Linked DNA regions of Homo sapiens: region 2 is linked to region 1. A link is a loop called in an ENCODE intact Hi-C map of the cell type or tissue named here. Cell type or tissue: prostate gland. All regions are shown on one strand. Links, peaks and the distances in the headings refer to the core of each region. The heading gives the core; the rest is flanking DNA. Region 1 overlaps QKI (QKI, KH domain containing RNA binding). Region 2 overlaps PACRG (parkin coregulated).

Region 1 (8,337 bases), core at 330-8,329:
TTTTTTTTTTTTACAAAAATCTTTAGGGCCTTCCAAATAAAATGCTATTCTACTATCCACCCTTAGACTTCCCTTTTATAAAGGCTACAAAGGTCACCAAAACTTTATGATATAACTGAATGAGGGGAGATAATATATTCTATTAATAGATTAAAATCTAAGTTCACAGAAAACAACCGGTGTTACTGACAGATCTCACAAAATTGCATCTTAATGTTTGTTTAAATGACCTAACAAAGATAAGTATTTTTCTTTCCAAAATTTACTAATTCCTCTTCACCTCACAATTCAGTCATTCCCAAATTTAAAAAATGTAGATGTAAACCAGGCATGAGTTACAACATGAGCATATTTCTCTGTATATACCTATTTTAAAGTAAGTTTCAGTTTGATGTTTAAGCTGGCAGGATTCTATGTTAATTTTTTTTATTTAGAGAATTACATTTTTAAAAAACAGCACATCTTAATTTTTATTTAAATAACAAATGCATTTGAGTTAGACAAAATTCATTACTGAAATCATTTGACTGAATTGTTATTTAATGAAAGCCAGACAAGGACAGTTTTCTTGCTTCCTTTCAATTGAAACCTGAAGCCCAACCTAAGTGGAATAATATAACTTTTTTTTTTCCAAGGGGTACTTTGATTTGACTTGAGCCAGCACTCTCATTCAAAATTAAGATTCCCAAACAATTATTGTTTAAACCTGCCTCCACCCAAGGATCCACAGATCTTTAACAATCCCCTAAAATTTCCCTTAACATATCCTCAGAACTAGTACCAAGAATAAAAGAAAGAAAAACCGTATTTCCTTAACCAAGTAATTTCAGAAAATGCTCAGTTAAACCAAGTTAACTTTCTTGACTGCAAATCCTGGAGACTTAATATGGCAACACATCCTGAATTCACAAAAGGAGTATGCAGAACTTCCTGGACTACAGGACCCTTCTTTTCTCAGACTACCTCAGGAGACCAGTATTCCATGGAACACACTTTTCAAACATCAGCCTAAAGCCTTCCTTGTTCAGAGTTAAATTAGCAGATTTTTGTTCTCTCACTTCCAACCTAACCTATACTTTTTCAAGCCATTAGAGTAAAAAGCAAACTGGGAAGATGGGGAAAAGAAAGCATACTGGTAAAAACTATGCCATACTATCTAGACCAGAATATGCTGACAACTAATCTATCCTTTAGAGCTTAGGCCCATCAGCTCAAGAATTCACACACTCGCTAATCCAGATGTACCTATTCCTCCATGCTCCTGATCAATTCATAAGCCCAATCACCTACACATACAGAAAAAAACTGAAACACATGGCTTCATAATAAAAGCTAAGTAAAATCCAAATGCACTAGGAAAACAAAAAAAATAAAAAGCCAAATTAAGCATACAGATAAACAATAGTTAAAATTAAAAGTTAGGCAGTAAGATACCCCTCTTCTCCAAAAACCTAAAGAGAGTCAAAGTCAAGAAAAAAGAACATCTGAAAATGAAGGGAAGAGAAGGACAGCAGCAATCACAGCAATCTACCACATTAATATATCACTCTATAATGTAATGCCTGTACAGGATAGAGATAAGAAAATCTGGACTAAAAACAGAAATATGGAGGCAGATAAAGGAAAAAGCTAAGACCAAAGGTATAAAAAGCTCTCTCTAATAGAGAATTATTTACACCTTCCTACTCAGAATGTTCCCACATTCAAGAACACCGTTCCCTGTGTCTAGAACGCCACTCCCTTACCTGTTCTCCACTTCAATCCTACCTGTCCTTTAAGAGCCAGATGAAATTTTACCTCCTCTCCTGAAACATTCCATAGCCTCCTCAGCCAAAAACACCCTCTTTAGCACCAGTCTTTAGTCTTCTTGGTATGTTTCTATTTCCTTTGTTACTCTTATTTTCATATTCTTTCCAACTACTGAGATAACTTGAAGGAATGAATTTGAAGCTTTAGTGTGTCCCTCATAACATCGCACACATATTAATAGCATACAACCAAACAGCCTAGAATAGAATGAAAAGTTTCAATTAAGTATGTTAAGTCACTAAAAACTAATACATGAAATATGCAACTCTGACATTATTCGAAAATCACGTTGCATCCTAACAACCAGTTTCTACTGCAATGCAACATAAAATGCTTATTTCAGATTAACTGCATTGCAAAAATAAGAGTTTGGTATTCATAATTCCCAGTTACAGTATTTTGTAACTTAAGGCTTTTAAAAAAGTAACTTCTAAAGCCACTTAATGCTATCATTACACACATTTCCTGAAAGCAAAGTGGCAAGTCCAACAGATTAGTTAAGTAAATTATAATATACCTCGACAGCATGAAATATATTACTATAAACATTATATTTGCAAAGAATATGAAATGGCAAGGAAAAATTTTGCTCATGATATAATTTTTTTTAAAAACCGTAATTCCAATTTTGCTACATCCATAAACACTGGTGGGGGGGGACTACAAGGAAACATTAAGAGCAGCTATCAGTGCATGATGAGTACTTTTAACTTTTTAATTGATATATTTTAGTTTTTCCCAATAAGGAATATTTCTTCTGATAAATAAGTTCTTTATAACAGTTCTTTAGGATTACTGAAAGAAATTCAAGCTTCTCATAAAATCTCTAACAACTATAAGAAACAATCTTAAAATGTATAGACAAAATTGGCCATTGCTATATTTCCCTGAAAAGAAGTAATTCCCATTAAGGTTCAAAGACAATGTGCTACGCTATCTCTGTGCCCTCACCACTGCTTCTTCCAGGAATGAAAAAAGTTACAAACCATGCTACTGCCAAAGATGAACTGAAAATCTGTGGATCGATCTCCAATTCTCTACATTTTAGGAATAACAGAAAAGGAAAAAAGTGGGGCTGGGGAGCAGGGACTAAAATGCAAGTTATTATCAGTTACAAAGGTGGCAAAGTCAATCTCTTCCTCCTTGGTTCTCTATATAGAAACAAGACATATTCTTCTCTCCTGTGCAGAGTTCAATTTCAAGTCACTGAAGGCAAGAGTATTTTAAATTGCCTTGACAGTTTAAAAAAAAAAAAAGCTCAATATAACTGAACTAGGAAAATATAACTTAAATACATTAAAGTACACTTCTGAATCACATCTAAGAAGGAACTTAAATGAGCAGTATTTCAACAATTGCAAAGCATATGTTAAAGCAATCTATGTAGTATTTACCTACTAAAAAAGCTAACAGTATGTCGTAATGCTATAAACTATAATAAAAGTGAGATAAGACTATCTTTTTTACTGCTGATAATTTTTTATTACTATGATAAAACTATGATCCCCAAAAGAACTTTCTCTTCATATAACATATAGTAAACTATGACACATTTTCTTCTGATTTATTTTAATAAACAGAAATAAACTGCCTAAAGACTTTATAATTACAAAGAAAACGTACAAACAGGATACCTCTCAATATATGTGACTCAGTCACCCACCAAAACAAAAACCCTTCAAACAACTGAGTTGTAAAGGCAGAAACTATTTCAGAAAATAGCTGCAATCAATCTGATGTACTAAACTAGTTACATTTAATATGGTCAACATACCAACATATAGTCTCTTAAAAAGACAAGTTCTTTAAAGAACTATGACAACTTTTTCACATGCCAATGAAAATACTCAATTAGGTAACTGTTATTTGTCACATTCCTGAGCAACTCTTCCCTTACAATTTAAAGGAGAACATTTTCCTATTCTGGCAAAAGGGTTATTTCTCAACACATTTTAATCACTGAGTGCTCTCTTTTGTGTACTAACATCCCCATCTGCTGGAACATAAGTTCCTTACTACTAAAAGTTCTTAATGACAACAAGTTTGCACTAGAGATTTTGCAACTACTAAGAAATACAATTTTAAGACTTACTTTCTACCTATGAGGTTTCCCCTACTTCATATGACTTTAAAAGCTTTAAAGATCTATATATATTTTTACTGATATTATTCAGAAGAATTCACTAAATTGAAACATTTTGCCTGTCATATTCTTTTTTCCCTACCCTTCGTGCTTAAGATACAAAGCACTAGTATAAACAACCATCTCCTTGTAAGTTATCTTTCTGGATCATATTGCCATCACACACACACGCGCGCACACACATGCAGGCACACACACGCACGCACCTGACATTAAAATATATGTGTATTTTCCATGTCTGCTGAGCATAAGGTAAAAGCTAATAGAAGCAGTAAGTACAACAAAAGAACACAGCTAATAAATGACAGCATCAAAAAGTCAAAAACAAGATTCAGTAGAAATTAAAACTTAGTATACACAGAATGAGGACCCCCCCACCAAAAAAGGAAAATAATTGTCATCAACCAGAAAAATGGGTCACTGGCTATATTATTGGTAACATGTCTAAAACAAATTTAAAAATTTTAAAGATAGTTTTACTGCTATTAGTAATATTATTAATTTTGTTATTTTGAAAGTATTTTCCTTAATATTGTAGAATAAAGCAAATAAGTATGTCACCATCAAGAACAACATTAGTTTAGCTGTGGCCAGCAAAAAAAAAAAAAAAAAAAAAAGGTACGAGTATAAAATTAACAGTAACGTTAAAAAATTGAATTGAAAATATAAAAATGAATGAATGAATTTTAAAGTCAATACTGTCCATAGAAAATGGCTCAGAAGTAATCACATCCTGAGAGTAATGAACATGTTTAACACCTAAATTCAAGTATTTCATACCATTCCTATTGGAGAAATGGCCAAGTGTAGCTCCAGAACAGGCAAGGCAGACAAGGCACAAGGGAAGCCTTGTGCCCCAGAAAGCAAGCAGCAGTTCAACAGACACAGGAGCCAGTTTAATTATCAATGGCTAAAGTTGTAATAATTTTAACATCAAAATTAATTATAGTTGACTTAAGTACATTGAATCTATGAAATCCATGAGTCTACAAAGATGATTAGAAAAGAGAGAAAAAATTCATTGGTCTCCATTTGAAGCAACTAGCAAACCAACACTTTACTTTGAGAACCAAGTAATAATAAGCAGCAGCATATATCTGGCTTGCCCCATTAGAAACTCACTTCAAAATCGCAATGTATTTCCGTGTTGGGGTCAGAAAGCTGTACCTTTCAAAGGATGCCAAGTAATTGCAGAAAGAATGGCAGAATTAAAGTATCATCATGGTGCAAGCTCTGATGAAACTGATTCAGGCAAAAAACTGGTCAAAACCAGGTGTGAATGTTGACGGGGCACCTTTGGTCGATGGGGCACCTTCTGGTTCCAAGTGGGGAAACAAAACAAAACAAAACAAAAAAAACTACCTTTAAAGTACAAGGATCCATCTATCACCACTCTAATCCAGGTATCAATCTTTCCTTATCTGATGGCAGAGCCAGTTACTGTGCCTCCTGATGTAAGATAACAAAGTACACAGCAGCACCTATGAAGTACTCCAGTGGAAGATGCTATTCTTGAACCTACTTTAGAACTAGCTTCCAATGTTAATAGATACACAGGGCATAAAGGAACAAGCCCTGAACAAGTTAAATCAATGTCATTTGAAAAAAAAAAAAAAAGAGATGGTTCTAGATTTAAAAAGGCGTAACAACCAGATTTAATGAGCAGTATTGAGTAAGATTCTGGTTTGAACAATCCAGCTATAAAGAATATCAGGGGATCCACTACAGAAATCTGAATATGGACTGGTTATTACGTTATCTGTAGGATTAATCCATCTTGCTCAGTGTAATGTCACTATGTAAGGAAGTGTTAACTTTTAAAGATACACAAATATGTATCTCTCTAGGGATAGAATGTCAAGATATCTCTCATTTACCTAAAATAAACACAAAAATTAATACAATTAAATTTTAAAAGCCCGCATCAAACTTGGTAAAACATATTTAAAGGATCTCTGAAATTGGGACAAAATTTTCTTCAAGGCAAATTAATTCAAGAATTCCTAAGATTTTCTCCAAGAGTCTCTTCAATTGTCTTTAGCTCATATAGAAATAAAAGCTCAATTCTCTAACTAAAAATTGGGCTCTGACAGCTAAACAAATGAGCCCCACATGTTCTCAATCCTTCAGGATGAATACACTAACCTGTAGGTAAGGAAAACAAAGACTTGTTTCTAGTTAAAACAAAATTTAAAAAATCTTTAAGGAGTTTAAAATACAGAAAACTCAATATAAATATTTTTATTAATACTATTTTGAGAAAATATCACTACTCAAAAAATTTTCCTAAAGGGTTAGCCACGTATATAATAGTTTGACTCTTCACACTTCATCCAATGTCTACTTTAAACCCATATATATTGTATACATTCTCAGTTTATGCACAAAGAGTTCATTCTGACACCCCCAAATAATCCAAGCCTTAAAGATTCCCTACAACCTTCAGAATAAAATTCAGACTATGTATTCTGGCCTTCAAGGCCCACCACAATCTAGCCCTAACCTGGTCTGCTTTCTGTAGTCTCTATCTATTCCCACTACTTCTATCTATGCATTTGCCATTCCAACTAACTAAATCCGTACCTATTTCCTAAGCCTTGCCCATCACCATGGTGCTGGCAATGCTGCACCTTCCCTTCTCCTGGAACATCCTCCACCTTCCCATTCACCTCATTAAATCATACCAGCTGTTAATATCAACTCAGGTTCCACTTCTCAAATAAACATAACTAGATAGTTCAGCTCAAAGTGACATCCTCTAAACTACCAGAATGTTAGTAGTGACTCTCATGCACATAAAAACTAGCTGAACCTACATGGATACATCATCTTTCTTTTTCTTTTCTCATTCTCTAAAAGCTGTTTTGCTTATTTAATTGTTTATCCTATCATAAGCGATTTTAAAATGTTGATAGAAAGCAGATGACGCAGGCCGGGGGCAGTGGCTAACACCTGTAATCCCAGAACTTTGGGAGGCTGAGGCAGGCATATTACCTGAGGTCAGGAGTTGGAGACCAGCCTGGCTAACATGGTGAAACCCTGTCTCTACTAAAATACAGCAATTAGCCGGGTGTGGAGGTGCACGCCTGTAATCCCAGCTACTCGGGAGGCTGAGGCAGGAGAATCACTTGAACCTGGGAGACAGAGGTTGCAGTGAGCCAAGATCCAGTGCTTTGGCAACAGAGAAAGACTCACACAAAATTAAAAAAAAAAAAAAAATTAAAAACCAAGCAGTGATGCTGCTACTTTATAGTATGAGAGGCTCTTCTGAATACCCATCAACTTCAGAGTATTTGGATTTGAGGTTGGCAGGGCAGTTGATAATTTCATTCACAGATGAAGAAGCTTGAGGTTCAGAGACATTAGTTATCTCACCCAAGATCACCAAACCAGTTAATTGCGGAGTCATGATTAGATCCCAGGTCTATAGTACAAGAATGCTTACCACTTCATCACAGGGTCTCATTAGCATATGCACAAAAACATAAATTCATTTCATCTTTATGCTGGCTCACGCATGTGCAGGCACACACATACAGAGTTAAAACTTGAATACTCTCATGATAATGGCATCACTGCAACCACGGTGGAATCAGCGACAATAGACAATTAGATGCGGTTTCAGGGTAATTTTTTTGATCCCAGTTTGAAATTTTTTTTTCTTAAAAAAATGTATTCACCTGCCATGTAACAACTGTATCAAAGGGATATAATTGCTGTAACATAGCAAAGAACTGTGGCTTACATTTAATTTGTTTGAATTATTTGAAATGAGCAATCATCCCCCAGATGCTGGCATCAGGAATACGATATAGTAGCTACCTGGTGGCTATCTGGTGCAGCACCGTTTCCATTCAATTCATAACCATCCACCTCCTGGGTGTCACTCTTCAGTTATCTACCTGATATATCATTGGGCTGTTTACCCCAGGCTGATCTAAAACTGATACAAGTATACATTCCTAACTTGAATCACTTAGCAATAGCATACTTCTCTATTAAATCACCCAGCCAAAAATGTTTCCTCTTGAGTAGTAAAAATAATAGCAGCAACAATTTTTACATTATTCAAAAAACTGAGGCTCTAGCCTTTGCTTACAAAGAAGTGAATGAGCTGAAATCCTCTAAAAATGGCTTTCTCACTTTTAGCCTCTTAATTAGAAAGTTATCGTTAAAAATAAATTCTAGTTCTAAGAATCTGACCATCATTTGTTCAAAACCAGCATATCACAGAATTAGCAAAAAATCATTTGGTTTGTCTTCTTTACCTTCACAACTTGAGGCAACAGCAGCAGATTTTTAGCATATGGAAATATTCCAGGTTTTTCCCTCCAGTTCCCCTTGTGGAGAGGCACGCCACAAAATGGAACAGAGGGCAGAAGTGA
Region 2 (8,337 bases), core at 258-8,257, 250 kb after region 1:
AAGTTTAGAATGACAAGTAGTCTGTGTGTGTGTGTCTGTGTCTGCGTGTGTGTGTGTGTCTGTGTCTGTGTGTGTGTATCTGTGTCTGCCTGTGTGTTGAAGGGGGCACACGAGAGAATTCCCTCAGTAATCTGAGGGTGTCTGAGAGTGGAGACAATGAGAATGTTGCTTCCATTTGCCATTGGACAGCAGCTCTCCAGGCGTGTGCAGCTTTGCAGCCAGCAGGCTATGTTGGGGTCCACCCCTTGGCTCCATTCTTGGGGGAAGGGGGAAATCTGAAAGCCTGCCAGAGAAAAGGCCACACAACGAAGCCCCCTGGCTAGGCAGCCCACTATGCAGATTCTATAAGGGGGCAGTGCCTGCGTCTCAGAGGGTGCCTGCAAGCTGAGCTGAGAGTTAAGTGAAGGCCAGCAGAAAGGCCCAGTCACTGTTTAAAGAAGCCCTGTGACATATAGGCTGGACCAAAACAGAGAGAGGAGGGGGCACGCCCTCCCCCACTCACTGCCTGGGAGTGCTGGGGTGATTTGCTGGGGCTTAGAGTAGATGGGGGTGGGGTCAGCAGTGGGAGAGGAGACACAGGGAAGCAGCTCTGGAGCTCAATGCAGCAAAATTCTCCCGATGCACAACCTGCTGAGAGGCATCCCTACTGGACCCATGAGGCAGTCTGGGGCTCAGGATCAGGACATTACACGGAGATACAGAGAAATAAAGAGCATTTAATTTTGGCCTTCAATTATGCCCCTGTGAAGTTCATGCCCACCACAACTGCAACTAAGCTAAGGTGGTCGCTTGCATTTTGTGTGGGATTAAATTGATGATGCCGCGATTTCCTCCAGCATCTTATCTCAGGCATCGGGAACTAATCTGCAGCAGGGCCACCATTTATATTGTGGGCACTCAATTTGTTCTTTTTCTTAACGAATTCTTTGATTATCTAATACTTTCCTTTAAAATGGCTTATATATTTGCAGTGAAATTTACCAAGTGTTGAAGTAACAGTAACATCTTTAAGTCCTGTTAATTTGAAAAATGTAGATTTCCTATGACAACCCTGAACTGTCCTGGAACTTTACTCATGCTGAACTTCAGGACATCTTATTAAGCTGGATCCATGTTATAGAAATTACGTGGATTGTTTTATCACAATGTCCCCTGATCTTTCTTTCTTAGCTTAATTTTCTACTACAATCCAGGCTTGTTTTGGCCAATTGTTCCCACTTGCTTTTATCGGTAAAAAAACAATTGTGATGACTCCCAGCGTACGGCTGCACTCCTCCTCCATCTTTCTCTCTGTGGTGCCATGTGCAGAGGTGCCTGGAGTGTGGTTAGATCCTTTCCCCATCCCTGGCTACAAACAGCAGTATTTGCTTCTGCCCTATATGGTGGTGTGCTAAATTAATTACTTTTTGGTTTCTGCTAATTAATTGCATTGGTGTTCTGGCTTCAGCCTTCCTGGCCTTGCAGGTATCATGCCATGAAAACAAAACAAAACAAATCTTCCATGATCTGGCCTAATTTCTACTGCTTGTCCCATTTCCATTTGCCCACCAGGTCTCTGAATGTAACCAAATTGTTCTCCTCTTATCATTCCCATTCACTGGTGTACTTGTTTGTGGAGCCTGCAGAACTGCCTTTTTCAAGAATGGTGAGCTTTCTCTCTCTTTTTGTGTCTCTGGGTGCCTGTACGTAGGTTTCTTTATATTAATGCCTGAAGTAGGCAAAGTTGCATTTCTTTATGTTGCTAACCTTTCTCGTGCAGTGCGGCAGGACAGCAAGCAACCCAAGGCTCTGAGTTAACTCCTCTCAAACACAGGGATATTCTTAGGAGCTCATAGCACCTGTACCACTTAGAACAATTAGAGACATTCAAGCTAGTATGGCCAATACGAACATTGTTTATGTGCTTCCTTTTTCGATTTGGGTTTTCGAAGCCCTTAGTAATTCTTAGTGAAATGGAATAAATAGAATTGCACCATTATTTAGGCACCGCTTTTTTCTAGCAATTTCCATTCCAATTGGACACTGAAAATTTCACCATAATTTGTCATGGCCACATGAAATGTTATCAGGGGCAGTGTTACTGAGCTAGTATGGACAGTATAAAGAGATGCACTGTCTTTAATGTAGCATTAAAGAAACAATTTATGTACAGGATTTACCAGACTCTTAAGTAGACCTAAACTGAACAAGAAATGCTACTTTAAAACTTCCAGTTACTCTATGTTCTATTATCTATGCATCCTGCATATTAGCACTGGGGTAAATTTCTTAAGGAACCGAGCACAAGGAGCTAAATTTGCACATTGATTTTTGTCTTTTATCTGCAGCTTAAGGCTAATTTAAAAGGATGGTGAGGAGATTCTATTTTCAACTGGCTGAAGTTCAATAAGAATAAAATAAAACACTGTTGTAGCAAACTCTTTCACAGTGGAAGTTTGGCAAAGCTAAATCTCATTCCTTTCGATGTGCTCCAGTACAGCCAAAATACTGTTCCAGTGAGTAAGACACCCATTAGAGTGATGAGCTTCCTACAGAACAAGAATCTCTCCATATTTTATTTTAAACCAAACCAGTGTTGCATTGCTTTGTATTAAGAATCCAAAAGGAAATATTGTGTAATACAATCAGTAAAAAACCTACAGTTTCGTTACAGTTATATTTTTATCATTGGCCTGCGTTTTCCTAATTTCAGAAGTATACGTGATCATTTTAGATACAGGAAATGACTTCTTTTAATTTTTCTTGTAGTGAAAGTTTTACAATTCTTTAGTCAAGCCTACTGATTAGCTTAAAAACCCTAATAAAAGGAGTGACCACACATACATCTCTGTAGGTATAAATCAAGGTTGGGAAATTTTAAAGGTGCATTTCTTTTTCTTCCTTTTTTTTTTCTTTAACCCTATGTCTTCTAGGCAGCTTGGCCTCTAAATCTGCTTCCCACTGATGGGAAGAGCTGACAGAAGCTTTAGAGAGGCACAGGGTGAGTTCCTAAAACCAGAGTCAACACACACTCTTCATCTGTTTTGTGCTTCACTCCCTGCTCATCTTCCTAAAACACTGAGTTTGGTCATATCATGTCCTACAAGTTGTCAATGATTTCCCATGATCTTGTCTTCAGGATAAAGTTCCTTAGTCAAAAGCAATGAAGACCTGACCTAATCTGTAAGGCAAAATCAACACTTTTTAGCCTGGCCTTCCATGCCCTTCCATGCCCTTCGAGCCCCCAGAGCACCCATGGCAGTCCATCTCTCTCTACTTGTCCAGAGGGACACTCTCTTAGAGCCAGTGGCTCCTACTCACGGTTCCCCGAACACGTCGTGGGAATGTTTGCCTTCATACCTTCCCAGATCATTTTCCTGATCTCAGACACCCTCCGTCCTCATTCATTCACTCTTCAATTGTCCAACAAATATTTGTTGCTCATGCAACCTGGATCACCCACATAGTTTCAAGACTGCATCTTCTAAACTATTTAAATCCTATCCATTCTTCAAGAAATGTTTCATGACGCTTCCTTAACTGCTAAGGACCCGCAGATTCTCTTCCTCTTGGGACTCACACACTGACTCATCTCCCGATCTTTTGGTGCTCAGCAAAGTGGAGGCTTCTGTTTTGGACTTAGAGTCAAGACCATTAAATAAGACTATGCTCTAAAAAGTACACCTCCGTGGCCCGGAACGAGTGAATTAACATCTATGAGTTTCCATTTCCTTGTCTATAAAATTGTGAAATTGCAACTTAAGATTAGTTCTGAAGATTAAATGAGGTAACATAGGTGAAAATGCTACATTTATGTAAGAAATTACTCTTTCATAAGGATGTCAATGTTTAAATACGCATTTTCTCAATTTTGTTAATGAAATACTTTGAAATTCTTTTTTCTAATGAAACCTGCTGAATGTAAAAGAGACCCGTACTAAAGAAAGATACCACATGAAGCACCAAGGGTCTCTTTCTGGATCTATCATGACTCTTGTGACTGTTTCAGCAGCACAGAAATTAAAGGCGATTGTTATTCTGGAGGAAGACAATGAGTCTCATCTATATCTTGTTTGGGTTGATTTTGTAAACAGAACATTCCAAAGATCATTCTTGCCTTTTGTTTCCACTGAGAACTAGAATAAAGTAAAACAAACTATCAATTTAAGGAAAGCCTCGAAATTGTTAGCAATTTCTTCAGTAACTTTCATCCATCAACTGATTTTATGAACACAAATTTGCAGAAATGGGCAAGAAAAACTACTTAACTCATTGGTGGGAAGCAGTGGGCTCTCTAAGGAGGGAGAGATAGCAGTGATTTCACCACCGGACCGTGGAACACAAAGAGCCTGGAAGAGTCTATCACTTTCAACTGAAACCGCAAGAAGAACTAAGTAGGTTAAGCCCTAAGAATGTTCCTAGGTAACCTACTTGAGTTGAAATTTGACTAAGAATCCTTACACCCTACCTAAGAGAGGTAACGCTATTAGGATCGGAAGTGATTGGAAGCTTTGTTTCAGATCTCGTCCAAAAGGGAGAACGGTCAATGACAAAGCTGCTGTGAATAGTATTCTGGGGGCGTGGTGGAACCCCGATTCACTGCTATCTCCCGAATCAGCAACTTGACAGAGCGCGCCTCCCGGGCCTTGGAAGCCTTCCATTCCGAGCTGGCTGGGTGGGACTCAGGTTTTACGGTATGCTGGACTTTTTCCCCGTGAGTTAAAACACATTTATAGTAACTAAGTGGTTAATGATGAGAAAAAACCCCAAACTACTGTACTAATAATCAACCTCTGCTATTTGGTTTGTAAAAAACAAAAATACATCTATAAAAAGGGTTGGCCGGAGATGTGTCTGTATTTTTTTTTTTTTTTTTTTTTTTTTTTGCCACCTCAAGCAAATAATCTCTGATTCTCCCCTGTCCATGAGGACCCATTTCCAGGGGCAAATCCTCTGGGGGTGGACTTGTCCTTGGAAGGGGGAGGGGAGGGCCGCTGGCACGAGACACAGAGACTGGGAACAAGTTCACAGTGTTCATCTCCGGGGACTCACAGAAGAATGGAGAATTGGCTCTTTCATCTCCAGCCCCGGCACTGCTTTTCACTGCCCCTGAGCCTCTGCTGTCCCCAAGCGGCCGTCTGTATCACAGAGGTGGCCACAGAGATCGGGGCTGAGTGTGTGGGTCAAAGTTCCTAGGCTGCCTGTTTCAGGAGGTTGCATCACGTATTCTTTAACCCTTCCTTTGCAAGATAGCCCGAGGTATGGGAGTAAAATGGTCAGGCAAGTAGGTTTCAGGGTCAGTCTGACTCGGTTTCAGACCCTGGTTCCAGCGATAGTTATCAATGTGGCAGCAGGATCCCTCAGCCCCTTCTATCCCACACAGGTGCCCGCACAGCTGAATAGATGGTTTAGTGCTGCTTTGGTATCCGGAGAAGGCTGTTAACCTGAAGAGTTAGAGACACTCAGGCTGAGGTTGACCTATCTGGGTTCACACCCTGGCTCTGTCATTTGCAATCTGAGTGACTCTGGGTCAATGTCATAACTGTACGGAGCCCCAGCTTTCAAATACATGAAATGAGAATGAAAACGCCAAGCGGGTGAAACACACACAACGCTCGGTGCCTGGTGACTCCAGGAGACGCAGCGTTTGCTGTTAATAATTAGTGAATAATTTTTGAGAAAAGAAACATAAAATCAGATTTTTTGCCCATTTTTTTAACCTAAAGAAACAGTGCCTTTTTGGCCTCTACATGTTTGAAGAACCAAATAAGTGGCTCATAAGAGTAAAGGAATTAAACTGCTTTTTTTTTGTAACCATACAAAAAACCCCTCTTAAACTCAATGAATTTTTATTTTTATTTTTTTTGAGACAGAGTATCACTGTTGCCCAGGCTAGAGTACAGTGGCGTAATCATAGCTCACTGCAGCCTTGAATTCCTGGGCTCAAGCGATCCTCCTGCCTCAGCCTCCCGAAGTGCTGGGATGACAAGTGTGAGCCACTGCACCTGGTCCTCATTGAAACTTTTTAGCAGTGTTTTCCATACTCTATTTATTATAGGTGTATGATAATCTATGTAACAACCTATGCAAACTCATTCAGTGCACAGTATACAAGCTGTGTCTCGAACTAGTTAGTAGAACATCTTGTGAAGGCTTCGTGATATTTTAACGAACATACTTGTCACTAAACACAAATGGAGAGAACTGTTCATCTTCACAAGGATCAGCTCGGTGAGGGACTCACTCCTGGCTTTCTACTGGAGAAGTGGGCGTGCCTAGGAAATGCATCAAAACCAGAATCTCTAGCACAAAGCTCAGTCTCTTAAACAGAGATGCTGGTCAGCAGCCACAGCAAAACCCAAAATTATGTATGGCTTGGAAAGGATCACAATGACCAGAGCTGATCACTGGATAATGCAAGTAATTTCAAAGTCAATGTCGTCTTCAGAAAGACCACTTCAAGTCAGTGTAACCACTGGATAAACTACACAGGTAATAGCCAGCCAGGCATGTGTCCAGCACACAGGAACCTCCCAGGAGGGCTCGGCTGGGACACTGGACGGGGTGCCTGGCGGTTCCTGCCTGTGTGGCCTCGGGCAAGGAGACTTGCTGGTCTGGTCTGCGAGAATGTCATCTGTAAGTGAACGGGGGAGAATGAGACAGTAACTCAGAGCTTATACTTGGATCCCACCATAACACTTATAAAGGCTTACAGAGTGGATGGGAACTCATAGGCCATGCAAGAAAACTAGTGATGTAAGAAAATTTTTTTTTTTTTTTTTTGAGACAGATCTTGCTCTCTTGCTCCGGCTGGAGTGCAGTGGCACAATCTGGCTCACTGCAGCATCAAACTGCCAGGCTCAGATATCTGATTCTCCCATCTCGGCCTCCCGAGTAGCAGGGACTACAGGCACGTGCCAACACACCTGGATTACTTTTGAATTTCTTTTATAGAGACAGGGTTTCACCATGTTGCCCAGGCTGGCCTGGAACTCCTTCCCGGGCTGAAGCAATCCACCTTCATCAGCCTCCCAAAGTGTTGGGATTACAAGCGTGAGCCACCACGATTTGCCAGAAGTTTTTTTTTTTTTTTTTTAATTTAAAGAACACCAAATGAGTAGGTTGAAGCCAGGCTGCTCTGGGAATTCTGTGCCTCGTCTTGGGAGCAGTGGCTCAGCAAGGTGCAGGTGTGGTGGGAAGGAAGGCTGAGTTCCCCCAGCTGCCGCCTCCTTTCTGTCTCGCTTGTTGGCAGGAGAACCTACGGAGGAGCCCAGCCTCCAAGATAAGACGCACATGTGAGGAGCAGCGGACATCAGTGTGAGCCAAGCTACAAAGCTTTCCACTATAAAACCACGGTCCATGCCCAAAAAGGAAACCCACCATTGAAACCTAAGCTTCTTTTTGATTAAGTCCTGTGTGGTAAATATCAGTGACTTATTTCATCAGCCTGAAAATTCAGCTCATCACAAATGAAAAGTAAAAACTTTAATTCTATAAAAGGAGATAAAATTCAGCCTTTTTAAAGAAAGAGCTCTATCAACCCGAATAGGAATTGTTACTTGTAATTTAATCAAAATTCACTTATATTACCTGAGTGCTTTATTTTTGAATGGCAACTTAAAATACACCAGAGAGACTGAATTCCATGACCATCAGTGCCTACAGAATGCCAGATACTGTACCTAGTTCTTGCTTTTCTGTGGTGGGTGTGGGGAAGTTTGAGAAACCGGGTGCTGGATGTGATGGCAGCCACCGGGGAGCCTGGCAAGGCAGCTTCTCCTAGCAGTTTCATTAATGTTGTAGCATTAATGTAAAGATTAAGTTTGGCCGCATGTAACAGAAAATTCAACATAATACTGGCTTAGGTAAGACAGGTGTTTAATTTCTCTCCTGTCAGAAAAAGTCCAGAAGGAAGCAACCAGGCTACCATAAAGTGCAACGGCTCTATGAAGTCAGAGAAGAACGGGGCTTCTCCTACTTTAATACTAAAGTTTCCTGCATGTGTCTGTGTCTCAAGATTACTCCATAGCCAAAGGTGGCTGCCGGAGCCCGGGCCTTCTCGTTTGAGTTCCAGGCTGCAGGAAGGAGAAGGAAAGGACAAAAGATCCGCCCCTGCCAGTTGGAGTCTACGCAGCACTTCCCCTTGTCCCTCTGACCATAAGATCAGCACGTCCGTGCCACGCCGAGCTGTGAGGGTGGCTGAGAGCTAGTCTTGTTGCTGAGGGTGGTGCCCAGAATTGCATGGGGCGTGCTCATGAGGCAACAAGGTGGGAATGAGCATTCCCAGACCCTGCCTCTGCATGCACTTCAACAAGGGACTGCAGCCCTGGTGCCAGGCAGGGAGCCCTCCTTCTCACA

The links. A loop is a pair of places that touch in the nucleus more often than their neighbours do. Peaks named below come from ENCODE experiments on the same cell type or tissue, not always from the same donor. Only the 100,000 strongest peaks of a DNase experiment are listed, where the experiment ranks them.
Region 2: a loop joins it to region 1, with 4 times the contacts of the local background. A loop is called at or near these places in 60 of 110 quality-filtered maps.

What each region holds. Positions count from the first base shown.
Region 1 is chr6:163,423,476-163,431,812 of GRCh38, reverse strand. All of the region lies in intron 1 of QKI (QKI, KH domain containing RNA binding), which reads right to left. Among named protein-coding and RNA genes, the nearest start is that of QKI, 13 kb to the right of the region's middle. In prostate gland, for the core only: a CTCF peak has its summit at 3,798; no DNase peak of the experiment used is centred there.
Region 2 is chr6:163,178,133-163,186,469 of GRCh38, reverse strand. All of the region lies in intron 4 of PACRG (parkin coregulated), which reads right to left. It overlaps PACRG-AS3 (PACRG antisense RNA 3), which reads left to right. Exons shown (of 4, transcript NR_122120.1): 3 at 1,552-1,645; 4 at 2,913-4,825. Among named protein-coding and RNA genes, the nearest start is that of PACRG-AS3, 9.7 kb to the left of the region's middle. RefSeq lists enhancers at 1-336, 4,979-5,273, 4,903-5,483. In prostate gland, for the core only: a CTCF peak has its summit at 5,131; a DNase peak (open chromatin) is centred at 5,099.